Linked DNA regions of Homo sapiens: regions 2, 3, 4 and 5 are each linked to region 1. A link is a contact called in ENCODE Hi-C or POLR2A ChIA-PET data. All regions are on one chromosome and are shown on one strand. The core of a region is the stretch at or near the end of the contact, and the rest is flanking DNA. Distances in the headings are between cores, read along the strand shown. Region 1 holds the start of CHKA (choline kinase alpha). Region 2 overlaps LRP5 (LDL receptor related protein 5). Region 3 overlaps LRP5 (LDL receptor related protein 5). Region 4 holds the start of LRP5 (LDL receptor related protein 5). Region 5 has its middle 14 kb from the start of C11orf24.

Evidence for each region. Hi-C counts contacts between places; a loop is a spot of excess contacts on that map. ChIA-PET counts read pairs that join two places held with the same protein, here RNA polymerase II (POLR2A). Pooled maps may share reads with other maps.
Region 2: a loop to region 1 is called in a pooled map, with 3 times the contacts of the local background. The contact joins the enhancer-like site here to the promoter of CHKA in region 1. A Hi-C loop is called at or near these places in 2 of 50 pooled maps. POLR2A ChIA-PET finds 5 or more read pairs at or near these places in 4 of 52 experiments (BJ, H1, OCI-LY7 and 1 more).
Region 3: a loop to region 1 is called in a pooled map, with 13 times the contacts of the local background. The contact joins the enhancer-like site here to the promoter of CHKA in region 1. A Hi-C loop is called at or near these places in 5 of 37 single-sample maps with no recorded cell type and 5 of 50 pooled maps.
Region 4: a map with no recorded cell type shows a loop between it and region 1 (6-fold over the local background). The contact joins the promoter of LRP5 here to the promoter of CHKA in region 1. A Hi-C loop is called at or near these places in 2 of 37 single-sample maps with no recorded cell type and 4 of 50 pooled maps. POLR2A ChIA-PET finds 5 or more read pairs at or near these places in 1 of 52 experiments (OCI-LY7).
Region 5: a loop to region 1 is called in a pooled map, with 4 times the contacts of the local background. The contact joins the enhancer-like site here to the promoter of CHKA in region 1. A Hi-C loop is called at or near these places in 1 of 37 single-sample maps with no recorded cell type and 4 of 50 pooled maps. POLR2A ChIA-PET finds 5 or more read pairs at or near these places in 4 of 52 experiments (Caco-2, K562, OCI-LY7 and 1 more).

Annotation. Positions count from the first base shown.
Region 1 is chr11:68,119,985-68,122,684 of GRCh38, reverse strand. CHKA (choline kinase alpha) reads left to right here and starts at 1,297. Exons shown (of 12, transcript NM_001277.3): 1 at 1,297-1,857. The coding sequence starts at 1,508. It overlaps CHKA-DT (CHKA divergent transcript), which reads right to left and starts at 797. Exons shown (of 4, transcript NR_183630.1): 1 at 482-797. RefSeq lists silencers at 443-542, 893-1,322, 1,893-2,022 and enhancers at 1-558, 559-1,324, 2,173-2,302, 2,443-2,572.
Region 2 is chr11:68,339,734-68,342,433 of GRCh38, reverse strand. The region is part of intron 1 of LRP5 (LDL receptor related protein 5); the gene reads right to left. Among named protein-coding and RNA genes, the nearest start is that of LRP5, 28 kb to the right of the region's middle. Within about 2 kb of position 1,257, at least 15 of the 41 ENCODE cell types and tissues checked have a DNase peak (open chromatin) inside an H3K27ac peak, as active enhancers do.
Region 3 is chr11:68,369,619-68,372,326 of GRCh38, reverse strand. The region is part of intron 5 of LRP5 (LDL receptor related protein 5); the gene reads right to left. Among named protein-coding and RNA genes, the nearest start is that of LRP5, 58 kb to the right of the region's middle. RefSeq lists an enhancer at 1,043-1,092. Within about 2 kb of position 1,411, at least 17 of the 41 ENCODE cell types and tissues checked have a DNase peak (open chromatin) inside an H3K27ac peak, as active enhancers do.
Region 4 is chr11:68,311,241-68,313,940 of GRCh38, reverse strand. It overlaps LRP5 (LDL receptor related protein 5), which reads right to left and starts at 1,350. Exons shown (of 23, transcript NM_002335.4): 1 at 1,136-1,350. The coding sequence starts at 1,226. LOC124900302 (a long non-coding RNA gene) reads right to left here and starts at 492. Exons shown (of 2, transcript XR_007062749.1): 1 at 1-492. RefSeq lists enhancers at 1-488, 489-1,364 and silencers at 786-855, 866-1,025, 1,216-1,415, 1,436-1,725.
Region 5 is chr11:68,256,143-68,258,842 of GRCh38, reverse strand. No RefSeq gene overlaps it. Among named protein-coding and RNA genes, the nearest start is that of C11orf24, 14 kb to the left of the region's middle. Within about 2 kb of position 1,267, at least 9 of the 41 ENCODE cell types and tissues checked have a DNase peak (open chromatin) inside an H3K27ac peak, as active enhancers do.

The DNA.
Region 1 (2,700 bases), core at 48-2,547:
CGTCTGTAGTCCTAGCTACTCGGGAGGCTGAGGCAGCAGAATGGCGTGAACCCGGGAGGCGGAGGTTGCAGTGAGCCGAGATCGTGCCACTGCACTCCAGCCTGGGCGACTGAGCAAGACTCCGTCTCAAAAAAAAAACCAAAAAACATTTTTGCTTCTGGAAGACTGTGAACTCCCCACATAGAAGCATTTCCTGTGTATCAGGCACTGGATTTCCTAAGCCCCTGGCAGCCCAGGAAACCTCCTGTTTCAGCTCATGTCCCATAAAATGGGATCCATAATTTTTATATGTATCAGCACCTCACTTCTAGGAAGGACGGGAGCAGTGAGGGACATGGGGCAGTGTGTGGCAAACGGTAGCAGGGGCCCTTGCCCCTCTACCCCGGCAAAGGTGCGTTAGTCACGGTCACAAGGCTGTTTCCTGCGGGGGATGGGGAGGCAGGGGCAGCGTCCACAACGCCAGTAGCCCCGTGGCACGCACCTTTGGCCTGTGCTCTGGGCAGTTGCGGCGGCCCCATGGCGGGGATGATGCCCCTCCCTCGACGGTCCCTGGGCCTCCAGCCCTGAACTTCTAGGCCCGAGCATCCTCAGTACCACGGACAGGGAAACTGAGGCTGCGGGAGGCGTGCAGAGGGCTGGGCCCCGGTAGCCGGCGTGCAGCCGGGCCCAGCCTGGCCCACCGTGTGGCCTCGAGCCCGTCACCTCTTCCCTCCTTCAGACCTCGGTTTCTTAGTAATTCTTCGGGCTCCGCGTTGGACAGGGCGAGACGCGCCTGTGGCAGCGCTGGGAAATGTTACAAAATCACACCCACTGAGCCCCAGGAGGAGGCTGCTCGCCCAAGGTCACGCGGAGAGGGCAGTAGCCTCCAGACACGTTTCCTGCCTGCCCCTGCCAGGCCCGGCCTCTGATGTCACGGGGCTTCCGAGGGGTCCAAGGAAACTTTCAGCTCCCAAAGCCAACCCCGGGGTCCTCCGAGGCTCAGGAGCCTCCCTCGCTCGGCCCAGTCCGGCTCCGTCCCACCGCGGAGGCGCTCTCCCGGCGCCCCCCGCGCCTCGCTCCCCTCTCCCCCTTCCCTGCGACCGCCGGGGCGCCCCCTCGACGCCCCGCCCCCTTCGCCCAGGCCCCGCTCACGGAGGCCGCAGCGCTCTGGGTTGGGGGCGGCGCCGCAGCCAATGGGGAGGCGGTGTGGCGAGGGCGGCGGCGGTTATGATGCGCCGGGCCGGCGGACGGCGGCCAATCAGTGGCGAGCGCGAGGGCGGGCTGTGACGCGGCCGGCGCTCCTCGTGCGGCGGCGGCAGAGGAGCGAGTGCAGCGGCCAGCAGCACATCCCCGCTCCACAGTCGCCGCAGTCGCCGCAGCCGCCGCCGCCGCCCCGCGCGCCCAACCGCCGCGGCCCCCTGCCCCGCCGGCCTGCCAGTGAGAGAGCGGCGAGGGGGCGCCCGGCCGGACTCTGAGCCTAGTCCTCTCGCGCTGCGGCCGCCCGCGCCTCCTCGGCCGCCTGTCGGGCATGAAAACCAAATTCTGCACCGGGGGCGAGGCGGAGCCCTCGCCGCTCGGGCTGCTGCTGAGCTGCGGTAGCGGCAGCGCGGCCCCGGCGCCCGGCGTGGGGCAGCAGCGCGACGCCGCCAGCGACCTCGAGTCCAAGCAGCTGGGCGGCCAACAGCCGCCGCTCGCGCTGCCCCCTCCGCCGCCGCTGCCGCTGCCGCTGCCGCTGCCCCAGCCCCCGCCGCCGCAGCCGCCCGCAGACGAGCAGCCGGAGCCCCGGACGCGGCGCAGGGCCTATCTGTGGTGCAAGGAGTTCCTGCCCGGCGCCTGGCGGGGCCTCCGCGAGGACGAGTTCCACATCAGTGTCATCAGGTCGGTGGCGCCGGGTCTGGGGGCCGCGGGACAGTCAGGTGACGCGGGGCGGGGCCGGGGCGGGGTCCGGGCAGGGGGCGTGGGCCGGGGGGGTCGGGGGCCGGGGGAGCCGGGGCCGGGGCGGAGGCCGGGGACCGGGGACCGCAGCCGGCGAAAGCCCTCCTTCTCCCAGCCCTGGGTAATCCAAGGGAAGCGGGTTCGCGGCCGCCGCAGGCCGTCCACAAACAGGCTTTTGTAAAAACGTCGGTTTCATGAGAAAACGGGTCTGTTCTAGGAGAACAATACCGTTCCATCACGAAGTGCGTGTGGTACTGACGCTTAAGATAGGTCTAGAAAGTCTCTGCGGTTTAGGGCCTTGAATGAAGGTGTTGTGGCTGGCTTTAAAAACACAAACCACTTTTTAACTTTTTTCTGTTAGTTTTTCGAGTTCGCGATTTGATGTCTTGTTCCCTCTCCAAGAGTCATTGTTAGTGGAGGAGTAGCATTTTCTCATCCCCTAAGAGACATCACTATAGCTGTGTTACTAGACAAAGGTGGGAGGCGTGGCTCCTAAAATAAGAGTAAGGTAGAAATGTTTTTTCCTTTTTTTTTTTTTTTTGAGACGGAGTTTCGCTCTTGGTCCCCAGGCTGGAGTGCAGTGGCGCGACCTCGGCTCACTGCAACCACGGCCTCCCGTGTTCAAGCGATTCTCCTTGCCTCAGCCTCCCGAGTAGCTGGGATTACAGACACACGCCACCACGCCCGGCTAATTTTGTATTTTTAGTAGAGACAAGGTTTCTCCATGTTCGTTAGGCTGATCTTGAACTCCCGACCTCAGGTGATCCACCCGCTTCGACCTCCCAA
Region 2 (2,700 bases), core at 8-2,507, 220 kb before region 1:
CCCTCCTCCCTACCAGGGCCTGTGGAACTCTGGGTGATGGGGGATCCTGTCACTGGAGGGCCTCGCACCAAGGCCCTACAGCCCCCTCTTCTCCAAAGGGGAAAGGAGCCCTGACAAAGAAAACCCAGCCTTTGGTGGGGAGAGGGGAGAACGTGGCAGGAGCAGAACCCGACGGGAGGGAGAGAGAACAGCAGAGTAGCAGAGTAGAAGGGAAGGGCCGGCTCCGTAGCTCACACCTATAATCCCAGCACTTTCCGAGGAGAGAGGATCATCTCAGGCCAGGAGTTCAAGACCAGCCTGGGCAACACAGCAAGACCGCATCTCTACAAAAACTTCTTTTAAAGCTTAAAAAAAAAAAAAAAAGCAAAGAGGACAGTTCAGGAGAAAAGCCTGTAGAGGCAGCACACTAAGGAGGAGACGCAGCCCAGGCACCAGGAGGGGCTGGCCATGGGCACTCACTCCTCCAGCAGGCGAGTGCCCAGCACCAGCTGGCCCACCCAGACACCCAGGACACGGCCTGAATGGCTCCGTATTCACGTGGGTGGTAATAAACAAGCAATACACATAGCCAATAAGGACACCTTAGTAATGTTACATCATAAACGCTGCAGATCAGGGAAATGGTGCAGGGTGAAGTGGGTCGGGGGGCTGCATGCTACATGAGAAGTGGGTCGGGGGGCTGCATGCTACCTGAGACAGAGCAGGCCTTGCTGGGAAAGAAGGAGCCGGCAGGCCTGGGCAAAGGTCCTGGGGTGGGAGCACACTGGAGCAGAGTGTGGGGGTAGCATGGCGGGTGCTGGTCCTCTGGGCGCCTTCCCACCACGTCATGTGCCCATGTGCCCAAGGTCTCTCGTTTCACAGCCCCCTGAAGCTCAGGGGTCACAGCTACACAGCCCCCAGATACCTTGGCCTGCCCCAGGTCATTCCATCCAGTGATGGACCTGCTGACCTCTAGCCTGACCTCTGGGCAGCGTAATTTGAGAAGGAGGAGAAGGGAGGGCAACAGACCTGGGGCGATGAGGGATGCACAGGGTGGCAGACACCTGAGGCTGCACCTTGGAGCCTCAGTTCTGGGTGTGGGTGGGGGATGGACAGGCTGAGGGCTGAAGCAGCTGGGCCCGGCCACCATCACACCCCAGGACCCACCAGATCACCATGAAAAACCGAATGTCAACTGGCAGCCCAGAGTGCAGAACAAACCTTTCAGAAACACGGTGGTGACTGCCGCATCATGAACATAAAATAATTACGCCCTCTCCCCAGGGATCACCCCTGCAGGAGTCTGTCCCAAGAAACACCAGAAAGAAGGAAAACGTCTGAGTCACAATATTTGCTGAGGCCTTATTTGTAATAGCAAAAAAAAAAAAAAAAAAAGAACAATCTCCAGCGGCAGGGGTAACTAGACTATTGTCTCCGTGGAAAGGTAGCACCAATTAACTAGTAACAAAATGACTGCGGTAACAACAAAACGTTCGACATGTCAACACCAAAAACCACACACCCAGCATAACCGTGAACCATGATTTCTACTAGAATGAATGGCAGTTATGAGAAAGCACCAGCGGAGACAAAGATTGAAAAAGTAAAGGTGGCCTCATTAGGGAGACAAGTCTCTGGGTAATATATTGTAATACTGGTAAATATATAGTTTTTAATATATTTTTTAATTCCAAATTCCATATATGTTCCTATGAAGCTATTTCTGCAAATATTTTTTTCAGGACCGTACATCACAAAGGCAAAAGGGCCAGGTCAGCTCTCCAGCTGAGAGTGACCACTTCAGAGCAGACGGCAGACTCCAGGGTTAGCAAGCCTGGCTGAGACCTGGCCCATGACAATCACTCAACCCCTCTGACCTCAACATCCTGTCTGTGAAATGGGGATAATTACTGCACCTCCACATCACAGAGTGCGAGGCTTAAACAGGATGCTTCATAGAAAAGCGCTCAAGAGGTAACAGCCGGGAGGGGGTAGTGGTTTTCATTAATTAAATGTTGCCTTCATCCAGCCCTGGGCCAGCTCCAACACAAAGCACACACCATCCACTCAGACTCAGTTGCCTGGATTCAAAGCCTGGCCTGGCCTCCAGCTGTGAGATTCCGGGCAGGATTTCCCATCTCCCAGAGCCTCAGTTTCCTCATTCATGAAACAGGAAGTGATCATTCCTTTTATTTTTATTTTTATTTTTATTTTGAGACGGAGTTTCACTCTAGTTGCCCAGGCTGGAGTATGATGGCGCAATCTCAGCTCACTGCAACCTCGGCCTCCCAGTTTCAAGCGATTCTCCCACCTCAGTCTCCTGAGTAGCTGGGATTACAGGCACACGCCACCACGCCCAGCTAATTTTGTATTTTTAGTAGAGACGGGGTTTTGCCATGTTGGTCAGGCTGGTCTCGAACTCCTGACCTCAGGTGATCCGCCCGCCTTGGCATCCCAAAGTGCTGGGATTACAGGTGTGAGCCACCAAGCCCAGTTGACAACTGCTTTTAAAGACACCTCTGGCTGCTGTGGAAAACAGCCTGGTAGTGCCTCAAAAAGTTACACATAGAATGATCCTATGACCAGTAATTCCACTCCTACATATATACCCAAAAGAACTGAACCCCTCTACTCATGTATGTACACATACAGGTACACGCATGTTAACAGCAGTGTTCACAAAGCCAAAACATGGAAACAGCTCAAATGTCCATAACCGAT
Region 3 (2,708 bases), core at 162-2,661, 250 kb before region 1:
TGCCTGACACTGCATTTCCTCATCACCACAGTCCCGGGTCTGCCTGACACTGCATTTCCTCATCACCACGGTCCCGGGTCTGCCTGACACTGCACCTCCTCACCGCCACGGTCCCGGGTCTGCCTGACACTGCACTTTCTCAACACCACTCCTTGGCCGGCTCCCAACTACAAACCAAGCCATGTCTTCCATCCTGAATCCTCTTGGCCTAAACATCACTCACAATGCCTCCCTCGGGAACAGGCACAAGTCCCACCAGCACAGCCTCCTTCGTTACCTGCGTTTCCGCTAGCCCAGGGCCAGCTCCAGAGCCCTCACCACAGAGCCTCTATCCTTCACCCCCGGACACTGGACCTCACCAACCCATAGCCTGGAGGAGATCCCTGTGTGACCCCAGGGCCTCCTCTGCCCGACTCTGAATTTCACTGCCCAACGTGACACCTCGGAAGGCTCTCTGGGCACTGGCAGCCCTCCATGGGCACCGCTCCTTCTGGCCAGCTCTGACATCCCGGCTGGTGAGGTGCCCTGCACGAGGCCTCTGCCCACTGGGACCTCACAGCCGTGCTGTCAGCTGCAACAAGCGACAGAATTTCACGTTTTCTTCACGTTGCCCCTGGGTGAGCAGCTCCAGGTAGTTTTCAGTCGAGGCGAGGCGTCCCGTCAGCAGCCAGGCGGCACAGCTAATTCATGCCCGCCGGGCGCACGGCCGCAATACCAATGGGCACCTGCAGCCTGGAAAGCCACAGAGGAACCGAGAACAGCGACTGTGCTCAGGTGACAGGACTGTGGTCTTTTAACAAAACATTTTCCTTTAACGTGATATTTTACGGCAAGGAATGAAACCTGGAGGGCAGGACATTTGGATACTAAAGCCCCAGGCTGCCGCGTGGTCTGCTTTGTGAAGTCTGAAGCCCGCGCCCCATTCTGGCCCCGCTCACAGGTCCGGCTCTGACTCACCAGCTTCAATGCTAGGCCGTGCCTGTCCTCCAACCAGAACATGACTTCCTTAAGGACAAAGCCGTTTCTCGCCCATCCCCATCTCCCTCTGGATTAAGAAATATGGGAAGATCTTCTAGAACCACCTCAAATTTGCAGAGAGCCATCCTGGTGACAAACCCTTGAAATGCTTCTAAGAAGAGTTTAGGTTTCTTCTCAACTCTAAAACCTCTAGAAAACTCTATTTCCACACCAGCTGCCCCTGGAACACTTCAGCTTCAAAAGGGCCCAGGGCAGGGAGACGGAGGAGCCAGCATCCACACCGAGCACCAGCCTGTTAATTAACGGGAAGCGGGTGGGGCCCATCTCCAGGCAGCTCTGAGGTCAGACTGGGGAACCATGCTTACAAAAAAAAGTGAACTGAAACGCTCACGTCCTCATGCAAAACCAGACTCCCAGTTGCATCTTTCTGTCTCATTGAGGAGCTTTTTCCTCCCTTTGACAGAACACCCTACACACGGCATCTGGAACCAAAGCAGAAAGATTCAGGCTCAGAGTAAAACAGTCCCCACACTGGCTGCATGTGGACGTTCCCGGCCCAGAGTCTCGCCCAAGCAGGGCCTATAAATGACACAAAATGTTTTTCTCCTGCGTGCCAGTCATGCTCCAACTGAGTTATGTGTAAAAGTGCCTCTCACGGCTGAGGGCAAAAACAGTTCCCACAAGACTAGAGAAAGGTGACCCCTGACGGCTGAGTCTCTAGGGAGCGTGGAGCTGCGTGCTCAGCCCTGCGGCCCTGACGGCTCTGGAATGGAAAAGCTATCCAACTGGAAGGGCAGGGCTCGCTGCTAGTCCAGCGGTCCAACCCCACAGGTGTCTGTGGTGTCAGCTCCATGCCACAGAGCCCAGGGCTGGGGCCAGAGCCACCAGGCCCCCTGCCAGCCTGCAGGGGCCTCCTCCTCTGGGTAGCCTAACCACCCCCTGTGAGCGCAGGCAGCCTCCTCTAATCACCACAGGGCCTGTCCCCCCCTCTCCCCCGCTTGCAGGAAAATGAGCCCTGAGGACTCCCCAGGGCTGCTCTGGGCCTGGACATGGAGACTGGGAATTACATTTGCAGAAGGAGCGCAATGCCCTTGAAGGGCTCAGCCACGAGCAGCCAGTCCCCAGGGCTCAGAAGGCCCAGCTGTTAGAACCCTGGGAGCCAGCAAAGAGCCAGGGGCTCCACCTAAGTCTATAGCCCCTGCCTCTTCTGGTTGGGAAAGAAATCAACGCCCCTTTACTGGCTCCCACTGACAGCCCACTCCCCCAGGTATGGGAGGATTCTGGGACGATGCAGGCAAACCTGGACCCTGAGTGAACCTGCCCCAGCTCTCACGGGCCTGGCACCAGCCACAGCACCTAAGGCGCCGGTCATGGTGACAACATGAAGGTGATAAGGGCATGGACAGTGGACATGGCAGCTGGACACTGGGCACCCACTGGATGCCAGGCACCCAGCACGGCTCCGTCACCCCTGGATGAGCAGTGGCCCTTTGCAAGCCAGGGTAGCCTGGGCAAGTTATTTGGGGGTCTCCAAGCTTGTCCAGCTGTGCGACTTCACTGAGCCATGAGTCTGGGATTTTATCAGGGCCCACACCCGTTCCTGGAACTCTGATACGTGAGGGAGCCACACAGGGACCCTTAACAAAAGCTCCCAGGGCAACATGTTCTCTTGCCTCAGTCTCCCAAATAGCTGGGATTACAGGCGCACGACTACCGCCCGGCTAATTTTT
Region 4 (2,700 bases), core at 101-2,600, 190 kb before region 1:
TCCCCGCTGTCCCCCACACCTCCAAGCAGAGGCTGCAGCCTGGGGGATCTGACTACAGGGCCACCCCGCTGCACCATTCACACTGGAAATATTCAGGGAGACAGCTGTTTGCCTTAAGGAGGCCCAGACAAAGGGGCCCGAGGTCCTCCCCGCTAAACTGCCACAAACAGAACAGGAGCCGCGGCGTGCACAGGCACTTGCGGCCGTGCCACTTGGCCAGCCATACTCCAGAAAAACAAAACACGCACATCCGAAGAGAATGATTTAGGTAGCAAGAGGCTTGCTTGAAAAACCACATGGCAATCTCCAAATTAAAAGAACATGTGTAGCGTTTCACGACTGCTTAAGTTTCCTGAGTCCTCCTGACCTCAACTCCACCCCCTGGGAAACACCAAAAGTTGGAGAGAAAGTTCCCCCGCCCTACCTCTCCCCACGGGAGTGTACAACTGAGGCACAAGCCTGCCTCCCCCACTGCCCCGCGATCTGGGACCACGTCACCTCCGCGTAGCCGACCCGGGGATGGACACTATCTGGGGACCCGGCGGCCACACGGGGCATTCGGGTCGCCCGGGCACCTGGCAGGTGTCAGTCCGCTTGGAAACCCACAGCCACGCGGCTCACAGGAGCAGCGCCACCGGCCAGGCCGCCCCGCGCCCGGGCTCAGAACTTTCTCGCTGCAACTTCAGCCCGTCCTCGGAGCACGCGGGGCGGCCGCGCGGCCGCTGGAAACAGGCTTGCGAACCGGCTCCCCGGGCCAGGCCCGCCTCCGCGCCCCAAGTCCCCGCTCGGTGCCCGGCCCGGGCCACACGGGCCCAGCGCGGGCTCGGCTCGGCTCCCGGCTTCCCGCGGGCTCGGGCAGGTGAGGACCCGCCCGCGCCGCACCTGGCGGAGCGGGCGCCCTCCTCGCCAGCCCGGGACGCAGCGTCCCCGGGGAGGGCCCGGGTGGGGAGACAAAGGGCCCGCGCGTGGCGGGGACGCCGGGGACGGCAGGGGGATCCCGGGCGCGCGCCCCAACTCGCTCCCAACTCGCCAAGTCGCTTCCGAGACGGCGGCGGCGCCCGCGCACTTGGCCGCGGGGCCGCCCGGGCCATTGTCCGAGCAACCCGCGGCCCCCGGCCGGCCTGCGCCCACCTACCCGCGGCGGGGGCCGGGCAGCCGCACAGCGCCAGCAGCAGCAGCAGCAGCAGCAGCAGCGGCCACGGCGGCCCGGGCGGCGCTGCCTCCATGTTGTCCGGCGGCCGGACGGGCCCGCGCCGCGCTCACTCGGGCTCCATGGCGCGGCGGCGGCGGCTCCTCGCGCGGCTCCCGGCGCCTCCGCCTCCCCCCTCGGGCGCCGCGGACCAGGACGACGGGGAGGAGGGAGCTGGGCGCGCGGGAGCGGAAGCCGCGCCGCGTCTCCGCCCCCCGCCGCCGCCACCCGCGCCCCCCGCACCGGCCGCGCCCTCCCGCGGGCGCCCCCCGGAGCCGGCCGGCGGCCAGGCGGCCCCAGCGGCGCAGGTCCCCGCGGCCCCTCCCCGCGCTCCCCGCCCTGCCCTGGAGGTGCCTCCGGGAGGCTTGGCGCGGGGTTTCCGCCCCGCGGGGCCCGGCGGCCGATCGGGGCCCGGAGCCAGGTGTGTCACCTGTGGAGCCTCTATGAGTGGGGAAACTGAGGCACGGAGCAGGGCGGGGTTGCCCAAGGGCACACAGCGAGGCAGTTTCAGGGCGGGCAGCCTGGGGCCCCACGGGGCGGCCCCGGACACTTGTTCTCACCTGTGGAGGGCAGAGAAGGGAACAGGGAGAGAAGTGGCCGGCTGGGAGTGGAGGTGGGTTTGAGGTTTTACTGTAAACTAAATGTGTACCCTCTACCTTAGTTATGAATTATGAGACACGAAGACTGCGAAACAGACACACTCCTCTAAAAGTGCCTCTAGGCTGACAGGGAGAAAGTCCCGCCAGGCTCCCAGACGCCACCTTTGAGTCCTTCAACAAGCCCGCCAGGGCCTCTTGCCCACCGGTGTCAGCTCAGCCACTGAACCCTCCAGGAAGAAGACGTGCTGGTAGGAGAAGAATCTCACCCAGGCACAGCCTGGAAGGGGCACAGAAGGGGCTCTGGAACCAGCAAGCCCAAGTTGGAACTCCCAGTCTGCTACTTTCTAGAACGACTGTGCCCTTGGCGGGTCTAAGTAGAACCTCTCCGCGCACTCTTTCCTCCTTTGTAAAGTGGGGACAGCAATGGCCACCTTGCAGGTTCAGAGAGGGCTTGCAGTACCTCACAGAACTGAGTGCCCGTGAACGTGTGTGTTCCTCCAGATTTGTGACAGCTTTGCCAGGCTGGAGTCAGGCTGAACGCCTCTGCCCTCATGGGGTTTATATTCTAGGAAGACCAACAAAAACAAGAAGACGGAAAATTAAAACAACAAAAGCCCCATTGACAGGCCATGAAGAATGCCATGAGAAATGAAGGGCGTTGTGCTGCAGTGTTTGGGGAAACTGGCTTAGGGAAGGAAGGACACTTGAGCTGCTACCAAGGAGCAGCCGTCCGGTGGGAGGGCAGTTCAGGAAGAGCAGACATCCACGGAGGAGGCGCTGGGGCAGAGGGCAGCCTGGTCGCTGGATTCGGGGGAGGAACCACATCAGGCCATGAGCTGGAGCTGGTGGTAGAAGGTACAGGAGAGGCCAGCCAGGGCCAGCACATGTCAGACCTCAGGCGGGGAAGAGGAA
Region 5 (2,700 bases), core at 18-2,517, 140 kb before region 1:
TCCTCCTGGACCACAGGTGCCTCAAACTCAGCATCCAAGGCCAACCTCAGCATCGGCCCCCAGGAGTGTGTTTGGCCCCAGGGGTCCTCCCTGTACCTAATGGCATCCCCACGTGGGCTAACAGATTTAGAAACCTGTGCTTCCCCCTGAGTCCAACTGGCCATCCTAAAGGTTTCAGTACTCCGGCCGCTTCCCCTGTCCTGACCCCAGCTGCTGCCCGGCCTTGGGCCCACCACCAACTGCCTGCCCACTCTGCTCCCAGACAGCCTGGCTCATCCGTTCTCCACCCTGCGGCAAGGGACCCGTCAAAACACAAATCTAACCACACCCGTCCCTGCCGAAAGCCCCAAGCTCCTCTGCCCAGCACTACAGGCCCAATGCAGCCCCCTGTGGTGAGTCCCAGCCAAACAGAGCTCAAGGCGCCCCCGTCGCAGACCTGTCCAAATCCAGGGGCTCCGGGCTTTCTTCTCCCTGCCTTGGAGGACACGAGACTGCAAGATAAGCCAGGTGCCATCCTGGCCTACACAAAGTCCCATTCAACTCACTTTATCAGGTGCCTAGTGAGCACCTACTGTTTGCCAGCCCAATGGGGATTCAGAGATGACGTGGCCCAGGAGCCCCCGGTGCGGTGGGTGAGACCTGCCTTGTGAGGAACACAATGAAGGTGAGGGGTGGGCTCAGAGAAGGTGCCTCCTCCACCCTGGGGAGCTCAGAGAGCTCAGAGCCCCCCTCAGGCTTTCTGTTCCTGCGGCAGGGGCAGTGGCTCATCCGGGGCCTAGCACAGCACTGACACACAGGAGGTACAAAGTCCCTAACTGATGGGTGAGAGTCCACACAGAAGGTGCCAGAAGGCCAAACAGAAGTGAGAGTCCAATTCGGGGCTTGGCCCCAAAAGGAGCTCTCGTCCCTTCACAGTGAGGAAACCAAGGCACAGAAAGGCCAGGTTGCTTGGCCGAGGTCATCCACCAAGCAAATGGCAGCACAGCATTCACACTGGATCTGTCTGCAAATGTTGGGCGTGGCTCAGGAGCACACGATGGCCACAGGGAGCAGAGGCTCCTCCAAAGCCGTGAGAGCTGAGCATTCACACCGGATCTGTCTGCAAATGTTGGGCGTGGCTGAGCACACCACGGCCGTAGGGAGCAGAGGCTCCTCCAAAGCCTTGAGAGCCCCGGCAGGGCATGGCCTCGAGCTCGACAGGGCATGGCCTCGAGCCAGCCAGTTTCTCTAGGAGCAGGGCCGCATCTCTTGGTAGAGGAAGTCCAAGGGCTCCCCCTGGCGGGCAAGGCTCCCTCCTAGCCTTCTTGTTTTTTGTTTTTTTGAGACAGAGTTTCATTCTTGTTGCCCAGGCTGGAGTGCATCTTGGCTCACTGCAGCCTCTGCCTCCCGGGTTTAAGCGATTCTCAGCCTCCTGAGTAGCTGGCATTATAGGCGCCTGCCACTACGCCCAGCTAAGTTTTTGTATTTTACTAGAGACGGGGTTTCACCATGTTGGCCGGACCGGTCTGGAACTCCTGACCTCAAGGTGATCCTCCTGCCTCGGCCTCCCAAAGTGCTGGGATTACAGGTGTGAGCCACCACGTCCTGCCCCTCCCAGCCTATTTCACCAGCCCTGGTGCTGGCCTTGGCTAGAGACACCATCCCACCCTCCGGCCCCCTGCGCCTACCATTCCATGTTTGCAGGTGGAAACCCCTTAGCCCGCTCCCCTGACAGCAGGGAGTCTTGCCGTTACCCCACACCAGAGAACTCTGGCCCTCTTCGATTGTTCCAGGCCAGGGGGGCTCGGCTTCCACTATGGGATGGATTGTTCTAGGTGGTATTAGGTCATTTGCGCCTGTAACTGTCTCCCACCAGAAGGAATCCACGAGTTCAGGGAGAATGCAATGAACTCACAGGCAGCCCCCCGGGCCTCGGTCCCAAAACCCACCAGCTGGGTCAGTTGGGACAAACCACGACCATACTCAGCCACAATTTCCGTATCTACAGCTTTGCTTCAAGATCCAGCGCAGTGGCTGACACAAGCCGATACTTTTTAGAATATGGACTACGTTCGACTACGTTGAATTCTCTGTGATGGTCTTCCTGCTCCCCGCCCCAGCCCTACTCATCCTCCACACAGCAGCCGGAGGATATTTTAAAAACACAACTCAGCTCCTAATACTCCCCTGCACAGCAATCCCCGATGGCCTCCTGCTGTGAGCAGGAAACAAAATCCAAACATTTGCAGTAAAAACACAGATGAAAAATCAGGGAGATGCGGGATCCAGGCAGAGAGGCCAGCAATGCGGAGCCCCCAGGACAGATCCAAGGCCACAAGTGTGAGGAGAGAAGGGCCCTGGGGAGAGTGAAAGAGACAGGCCGGTCCCAGGGGACAGCGGCGGGGGAGGAGCGGGAGAGCCCAGGAATGCACAGGGAGTCACGTTATCCAGTTCAGAGTTTAAAAGATGACTCTGTTGCTTGAGGCTGAAGTCATAGGCTGTCTGAGGTGTGCTTTAAAATGCTTCCACATCAGGAGAAGGGGGCAAGAGAATCGTGCCACAAGACACATGTGGCTGCCATCCATCCAGCATGGCTGATGGCTTCATGGAAGTGGGGGGTCTGTTTCCCACTCTCTCCATGTTTGTGTGTGTTTAGAAATTTCCATCATCAAAAGTTAAAAGAGGCCAGGCTTGGTGGCTCATGCCTGTCATCCCAGCACT